Regions from separate parts of the Homo sapiens genome. Here region 1 is linked to region 2. Evidence: read pairs that join two places in POLR2A ChIA-PET (ENCODE). Cell type or tissue: GM12878. All regions are shown on one strand. Links, peaks and the distances in the headings refer to the core of each region. The heading gives the core; the rest is flanking DNA.

The links. ChIA-PET counts read pairs that join two places held together with the same protein. Peaks named below come from ENCODE experiments on the same cell type or tissue, not always from the same donor. Only the 100,000 strongest peaks of a DNase experiment are listed, where the experiment ranks them.
Region 1: POLR2A ChIA-PET joins it to region 2 with 6 read pairs; 3 of 35 experiments call an interaction of 5 or more read pairs at or near these places.

The regions. Positions count from the first base shown.
Region 1 is chr15:44,544,488-44,548,869 of GRCh38, forward strand. The region is part of intron 2 of EIF3J (eukaryotic translation initiation factor 3 subunit J); the gene reads left to right. Among named protein-coding and RNA genes, the nearest start is that of EIF3J, 9.5 kb to the left of the region's middle. In GM12878, for the core only: a CTCF peak has its summit at 1,578; a DNase peak (open chromatin) is centred at 2,082; H3K4me3 peaks cover 1,703 bases; H3K27ac peaks cover 1,382 bases.
Region 2 is chr15:44,680,938-44,685,328 of GRCh38, forward strand. All of the region lies in intron 3 of PATL2 (PAT1 homolog 2), which reads right to left. Among named protein-coding and RNA genes, the nearest start is that of SPG11, 19 kb to the left of the region's middle. In GM12878, for the core only: no CTCF peak of the experiment used is centred there; a DNase peak (open chromatin) is centred at 2,474; H3K4me3 peaks cover 406 bases; H3K27ac peaks cover 1,142 bases.

The DNA.
Region 1 (4,382 bases), core at 1-4,000, 140 kb before region 2:
TGAGGTCGGGAGTTCAGGACCAGCCTGACCAACATGGAGAAACCCATCTCTACTAAAAATACAAAATTAGCCAGTTCGTGGTAGCACATGCCTGTAATCCCAGCCACTTGGGAGGCTGAGGCAGGAGAATCGCTTGAACCCAGGAGGCAGAGGTTGCGGTGAGCTGAGATCGTGCCATTGCACTCCAGCCTGGGCAATAAGAGCAAAACTCCATTTAAAAAAAAAAAAAAAAAAAAAGGTGGGAGGGGCCAGGCACGCCTGTAATCCCAGCACTTTGGGAGGCTGAGGTGGGTGGATCACGAGGTCAAGAGATCAAGATTATCCTGGCCAACATGGTGAAACCCGGTCTCTACTAAAAACACAAAAATTAGCTAGGCATGGTGGTGCATACCTGTAGTCCCAACTACTCAGGAGGCTGAGGCAGGAAAATTGCTTGAACCTAGGAGGCGGAGGTTGCAGTGAGCTGAGATTGCGCCACTGCACTCCAGCCTGGCGACACAGTGAGACTCCATCTCAAAAAAAAAAAAAAGATCAGTAGAGAACCACTACAGGCAATTTAAGGTGAGAAGTTTGGTAACCAGTATACCTCTAGCTGGGCATATCTTAATATGTGTAATAATCCTTCTCTTTATGAGATTCCCAGAGTTCCCAGGAGAGGGACTTAGTTCCCAGTTAGTTATTTTATACTTCAGGACTCAGGGAAGAAGTCATATTTACTATAATACTATTTTTATTTTTATTATTTTGCATTGGAATTGCATTGGAATTGCTTTATTCCAGCGAATTAAATTGTTTACCAGACTGTGAATTTTGTAAGCAAGTGTTTAAAACATGCTTTTTAAAGACCTTCCTTAACATTGTGTTTAAAGCCTTAAATGAAGCTGTTTACATGTATACATTTAAAGGATGTATCTCAGCATGTTACTCTAAAGATGTGTTGTAAGCTGCTTTATTACAGTGAATTGAACTCTACTAAACCGTGAACTTTGTAAGCAAGTGTTTAAAACATGCTTTTTAAAAAAGTAAATCATTTTATTTTCAATAAAAAGGTCAGTCAAATGTTTAGTTATTTAAAACTTTTTTAAAATTAGTTTTTATAATTGGCAAATAATGTACATATTTATGGGGTATATTGTGATGTTTCAATGCATGTATACATTGTAATTACCATTTCATCACTTTAAACATTTATCATTTCTTTGTGGTGTTAACATTCAAAATTTTCTTATGGAACTATCTTGAAATATATAACATTGTTATTAGCTATAATCACCGTACTGTGTAATAGAACACCAGAACTTATTCTTCTAACTGTAACTTTATACCTATGACACTTTAAAGAACTTTGGTCCATTCAGAGCAGGTCCCTTAGTTTTTCACTGAGATTGTGGGTTGGCTATGTCTGGGCCTGGGTTTCCTTTTCTTTAAAATGGGGGAATAACACTACCTTCTTACAGGACTGTTGTGAGAATTAACCTTGTTACTACACCTGTTTCTCAGAAGGGTTTTAAATATGCATCTTCTGGAAGTAAGCAAATGGTCCTCCTATCTGAAACACTGCCCCCTATCACTCACAGATCCAGCCTTCCTGTGTTCTGTGAAGATTTAAACAACAAAAAATGCCTAGTAATTCACTTTTATTTTTAGCTCTTTGGTTCCTTTTGTACTGTGATGTATAGCACTTAGCAAACTAACGGCGAAATACAAACGTTTGATCTCTAATTTCTAACTCTAGTATCACAGTTACTCAAATAATGACTAGCTGGTTTGCTTTCAATCTGTTAAAACTGCGAGCTGTGGGTTAAATTGCTGAAGTAAGATGAATATAAAAATACACTTACTTTTTAATACAAAGTTCCTTTAATTATGCTTGCAGACTGTATGACAGCCTTAATCAGGATGTTGAATTTTTAATTTCTTTACTGGACTTAGAGATTTTTATTAAGAACCAAGGCTTGGTTAGTTTATATTCCTAGACTGATACAAATTTGTGATCTGTCGTGTTATGAAACCAGAAGCTTGGTGTCATATTGTGGCATATTAGTCATACTAGTCAGCCTTTGCTTCTTTAGTAGCATCAGGGCCTCTTGCCCTGCTTTTGCCATCTTGCCACTCAGCTTCAAATGGCATGTCATAGTGTGCCTGGTGGCTGCTGAGACAATGGCCAGGCTACCTATGATTAAAGCCATCTTTAATCATAGGGCTGTGTCTGTCCCTATTAAACTTGAGCCTTCTAAGTTCTGTGGAGCTTTTAGAAAATTGTGTTTGATAATTGGTTTATATTTAGCTCAATGATTGAGTTAGGCATAGAAAAAACAGAGTATAGATCTTTTTTTTTTTTTTTTTTTTTTTTTTTTGAGACAGAGTCTCTGTTGCCTAGGCTGGAGTGCAGTGGCTCGATCCTGGCTCACTGCAGCTTCGCCTCCTGTGCTCAAATGATTCTTGTTCCTCAGCATCCTGAGTGGCTAGGATTACGGGCGTGCACCACCATGCCCACCTAATTTTTGTATTTTTTAGTATAAACGGGGTTTCATCATGTTGGCCAGGCTGGTCTCGGAACTCCTGGTCTCAAGTGATCTGCCTGCCTCGGCCTCCCAAAGTGCTGGGATTAAAGTGCCCTGAGTTAGAGAGTGGGATCCATGAAGGCTTGATTAGCTGTTGACTTTTTTTTGTGAGACGGAGTTTCATTCTTGTTGCCCAGGCTGGAGTGCAATGGCGCGATCTCGGCTCACCACAGCCTCTGTCTCCTGGGTTCAAGCAATTTTCCTGCCTCAGCCTCCCGAGTAGCTGGGATTACAGGCATGTGCCACCACACCCAGCTAATTTTGTATTTTTAGTAGAGACGGGGTTTCTCCATGTTGGTCAGGCTGGTCTTGCATTCCCGACCTCAGGTGATCTGCCTGCCTTGGCCTCCCAAAGTGTTGGGATTACAGGCGTAAGCCGGCCTTGATTCTTTTTTTTTTTTTTTTTTTTTTTTGAGACGAAGTCTCGCCGCACTGTCACCTGGGCTGGAGTGCAGTGGCACAATCTTGGCTCACTGCAACCTCCCACTCCTGGGTTCAAGTGATTCTCCTGCCTCAGCCCCCAAGTAGTTGGGATTATAGGTGTCTGCCACCACGCCCAGCTAATTTTTTGTATTTTTAGTAGAGACAGGGTTTCACTATGTTGGCCAGGCTGGTCTCAAACTCCTGACCTCGTGATCCGCCCACCTCAGCCTCCCAAAGTGCTGGGATTACAGGCATGAGCCACGCACCCGGCCTGACTCCTTTTTAATAGTGGGCTTTAGAATTATATAGACTTAATTCATTAACCAGGCTTATGTTGTATGGAATACTACTTGAAATAAATGAGCTATTGGCCAGAGTATAGGATGCTTTTTACATTTGGGGGGAAGTAAGAACTATAAAGTTCTCTCAGTTTTTATTTATTAATAACTGAATCACTTTCAGAGAGGCTATTGATTTCAGCTAGGTTGTCCTAACTGCTAATGGAGAAGCTTTCTTATGAAGTTAGATAAGTTGATATGAGGGTTCATATGGAAAAACAAAACATGCAAGAAAGGCCAAGAAAACACTAAAAAATCTGAAAACCTACAAGGAAGGACTAGCTCTAGCTGACATTAAAGTAAAGCCTCTGTAATTAAAACAGTACCGGCTGGGCATGGTGGCTCACGCCTGCAATCCCAGCACTTTGGGAGGCTGAGGATCACCTGATGTCAGGAGTTCGAGACCAGCCTGGTCAACATGGAGAAACCCCGTCTCTACTAAAAATACAAAAATTAGCCCGGCATGATGGTGGACACCTGTAATCCCAGCTACTCCAGAGGCTGAGGCTGGAGAGTCACTTGAACCCAGGAGGCAGAGGTTGCAGTAAGCTGAGATCGCGCCATTGCACTCCAACCTGGGCGACAAGAGTGAAACTCCGTCTCAAAAAACAAGACCAAAAAAACCCAGTATGGTACCGTTATATGGAGAGACAGTAGACTAGTGGGATAGGATCAAAAGCCCAGAAATAGACCAAGTACATATGAAAATTTAGTATATGGTAAGTCACAAGGTATCTTAAAATGTTTTTTGCTGCAATAGAATGCAATAGACTGGGTATTGTATAAACAACAGATTTATTTCTTATGGTTATGGAGGCTGAGAAGTCCAGTATCAAGGTGCTGGCATCTGGCGAGGGCCTTCTTGCTCTATTATCCTGGGGCAGAAGGGCAAAAGAGCACAAAGGATTGCAGGAGGTGTCAGAACTCATCCTTTTATCAGATATCTACTCCTAATATAAAGGTATTAATAATTCATTCATGAGGGCTTTGCCTCTAATCATTTCTAAAAGACCCTACTTCTCAACACTGTTGGATTGGAGATTTCATCACATGAACT
Region 2 (4,391 bases), core at 86-4,085:
ATAATTCTCGGGCTTGAAAAAGTATATCTGGAGCTAACATTACTAGTTACTCCGCAGAGACTTTTCTCAATACCATTACCAGTGATTTTTCTTTCTTTCTTTTTAGTTTTAGAGATGGGGTCTCGCTCTTTCACCCAGACTGGAGTGCAGTGGCACGATTATAGCTCACTGCAAACTTGAACTTCTGGACTCCTGCCTCAACCTTCCAAGTAGCTGGGACTACGGCATACACCACCACACCCAGCTAATTTTTAAAATTTTTATAGAGATGGCGTCTCGCTTTTTTGCCCAGACTGGTCTCAAACTCCTGGGCTCAAGTCGTCCTCCCACCTTGGCCTCCCAAAGTGCTGGGATTACAGATGTGAGCCACTTCTCTCGGCTGTGATTTCTTAACTGTAAGTGCAAAAGACATGTTTCAGTCCTGACCTTAGCTGACATCTCTACAGCATTCAACACTGCTGATCACATCCTCCTTGGATCTCTGTGCTCCCACAGCTTCCCAACACTTGTCTCCTGGCTCTTCCAGTACCTCTTGGGTCATTTTTCTTTGGCCCTTTTCCTGCTCCCCTCATCTTCTTCCCATCCTTTGAATATCCGCTTCCTCAGGCTACTTCTCAGTCCTCTATATATCAAATATTCTTAATCTGAGGATCCCCTGAAATTGTGTATATGTTGGTGTGGTTTTCAGTATGTTTGTTTTTCTGGAAAGAGCATCTGTAGCTTTTATCACATCCTCAAAGGGATCAAGGATCTGCAAAGGTTAAATCCTCTGCAACCTGATATCCCTGGGCAATCTCATCTCATGCTGATGATTTCCAAGTTGTTTTGTCAGATCAGACACCCCTCAACTTACAACACCTCAGTGTTTCTCATGTCCCATTCTTTACATAAAGCATAAGCCCCTTTACAATCTGGCCCTGACTGTCATAGAAAGCAACCAGTCTCCTATCTTAAAGTTCCCTACCTTCTAGATTGAGTTTCAGAAATAGTAAACTGCTTTTAGCTGCATGGAGAAATTAGGGTTCCACTTTAGCCTTCTCTCGTAATCGCTGTGCACCAGGTTGTCCCTACACTGGAGACCTCTCGCCCTTGGTCTGGGAGCTATATTCTGTTGTTGATTAAGGCAGCTTTCTGTTCCAGTTCTGTCTTTCCAATGATATTGAAAGTGTGTATCTTAGCAGGTAATATGCTGTGCATTATGTCATATAAGCAACATGAAGTTACAAAGTAAGAGTTGTTTTAATTGGAAGGTGATTTCAGAATTGTCTTTATTGAATGGTCTTATTCTAATATTCTAGTTATTCAAATGGGAAAAACAAACTCGGCCCAGGATTCATCTCCTCCAGGAGGCCTTCTCAGATAGGCTTTTCCCTTCCAGCCTGGGATAGGCACCCTTATGTGTGCTCACTGATCCTTATGCTTTTTGCTCATTGCACCTACCACACTGTGTCGTCATTCTGTTTCTAAATTTGTCACTCCCACTTGCAAGCAGAGATGTTCCTCATCTCTGTGCCCCTGGCACTTAACACAGTCTCTGGAACAGAGTAGGTTCTTAGTAGATGTTGACTGAGCTGAACTGGAATGGAAAATTATGGACCTTTCCCTGAGAGAGAGACTTCTTCAGAGGGGTTTCTTGCCAGCCACCTGGGTGTGTCCTACTCCAGCTCACTCCTCACGTTCTTCCCAAGAAATTTCATTCCAAGAAACAAACCAGAATATCTAAGCCAGAAATCATAAAAGAAAAGATACGTAGATTTCACTAAAGAAAGTTAAACTTCTATATTGAAGACATATTTATGCCAAAGTAAATGCTAGATGGAGCAAAGATTTAAACATAAAAAAAATCTCAAAACGGTGGCTGGCAAGATGGCCAAATAGGAATAGCTCTGGTCTGTAGCTCCAAGAGAGATCAACACAGAAAGTGGGTGATTTCTGCATTTCCAACTGAGGTACCCAGCTCATCTCACTGGGACTGGTTAGACAGTGGGTGCAGCCCACGGAGGGTGAGCCAAAGCAGGGTGGGGCATTGCCTTACCCGGGAAGTGCAAGGGGTTGGGGAACTCCCTCTCCTAGCCAAGGGACTGTGAGGGACTGTGCCTTGAGGGACGGTGCACTCTGACCCAGATACTACGCTTTTCCCATCCTCTTCACAACCCACAGAACAGGAGATTCCCTCAGGTGCCTATGCCACCAGGGCCTTGGGTTTCAAGCACAAAACTGGGCAGCTGTTTGGGCAGACACTGAGCTAGCTGCAGTTTTTTTTTTCATACCCCAGTGGCGTCTGGCATGCCAGCGAGACAGAACCATTCACTCCTCTGGAAAGGGTGCTGAAGCCAGGGAGCCAAGTGGTCTAGCTCAGTGGATCCCACCCCCACAGAGCCCAGCAAGCTGAGATGCACTGGCTTGAAATTCTCACTGCCAGCACAGCAGTCTGAAGTCAAGCTGGGACACTTGAGCTTGGTGGGGGGAGGGGCGTTTGCCATTACTGAGGCTTGAGTAGGTGGTTTTCACCTCACAGTGTAAACAAAGCCACCAGGAAGTTCAAACTGGGTGGAGTCCACTGCAGCTCCGCAAAGCTGCTGTAGCCAGACTGCCTCTCTAGATTCCTCCTCTCTGGGCAGGGTATCTCTGAAAGAAAGGCAGTAGCCCCAGTCAGGGGCTTATAGATAAAACTCCCATCTCCCTGGGACAGACAGAGCACCTGGTAGAAGGGGCAGCTGTGGGCACAGCTTCAGCAGACTTAAACATTCCTGCCTGCTGACTCTGAAGAGAGCAGCGGATCTCCCAGCATAGTGCTCAAGCTCTGCTGAGGGACAGACTGCCTCCTCAAGTGTGTCCCTGACCCCCATGCCTCCTGACTGGGAGACACCTCCCAGCAGGGGTCGACAGACACTTCATACAGGAGAGCTCCGGCTGGCATCTTGTGGGTGCCCCTCTGGGACAAAAATTCCAGAGGAAGGAACAAGCAGCAATCTTTGCCGTTCTGCAGTCTCCGCTGGTGATACCCAGGAAAACAGGGTCTGGAGTGGACCTCCAGCAAACTCCAACAGACCTGCAGCAGAGGGGCCTGACTGTTAGAAGGAAAACTAACAAACAGAAAGGAATAGCATCAACATAAAAAAAAAAAAAATCCACACAGAAACCCCATCCGAAGGTTACCAACATCAAAGACCAAAGGTAGATAAATCCATGAAGATGAGGAAAAACCAGCACAAAAAGGCTGAAAATTCTAAAAACCAGAACATCCCTTCTCCTCCAAAGGATCACAACTCCTTCCAGCAAGGGAACAAAAGTGGACAGAGAATGAGTTTGATGAATTGACAGAAGAGGCTTCAGAAGGTGGGTAATAACAAACTGCTCCAAGCTAAAGGAGCATGTTCTAACCCAATGCAAGGAAGCTAAGAAGCTTGAAAAAAGGTTGGAGGAATTGCTAACTAGAATAACTAGTTTAGAGAAGAACATAAATGACCTGATAGAGCTGAAAAACACAGCACAAGAACTTTGTGAAGCATTCACAAGTATTAATAGCTGAATTGATCAAGCAGAAGAAGGAATACCGGCGATTGAAGATCAGCTTAATGAAATAAAGCAAGACGACAAGATTAGAAAAAAAAAATGAAAAGTAATGAACAAAGCCTCTGAGAAATATGGCACTATGTGGAAAAGACCAAATCTACATTTGATTGGTGTACCCGAAAGTGATGGGGAGAATGGAAACAAGCTGGAAAACACTCTTCAGGATATTATCCAGGAGAACTTCCCCAACCTAGCAAGACAGGCCAACATTCAAATTCAGGAAATATGGAGAACACCACGAAGATATTCCTCGAGAAGAGCAACCCCAAGACACATAATCATCAGATCCACCAAGGTTGAAATGAAGGAAAAAATGTTAAGAGCAGCCAGAGAGAAAGGTTGGGTTACCCAGAAAGGTAAGTCCATCAGACTAACAGTGGATCTCTCTGCAGAAACCCTACAATCCAGAAGAGAGTTGGGACCAATATTTAACATTCTTCAAGGAAAGAATTTTCAACCCAGAATTTCATATCCAGCCAAACTAAGCTTCATAAGTGAAGGAGAAATAAAATCCTTTACAGACAAGCAAATGCTGAGAGATTTTGTCACCAACAGGCCTGCCTTACAAGAGCTCCTGAAGGAAGCACTAAACATGGAAAGGAACAACCGATACCAGCCATTGCAAAAACATACCAAATTGTAAAGACCATCAACACTATGAAGAAACTGTGTCAACTAACGGGCAAAATAACCGGCTAGCATCATAATGACAGGATCAAATTCACACATAACAATATTAACCTTAAATGTAAACAGGCTAAATGCCCCAATTAAAAGACACAGACTGGCAAACTGGATAAAAAGTCAAGACCCTG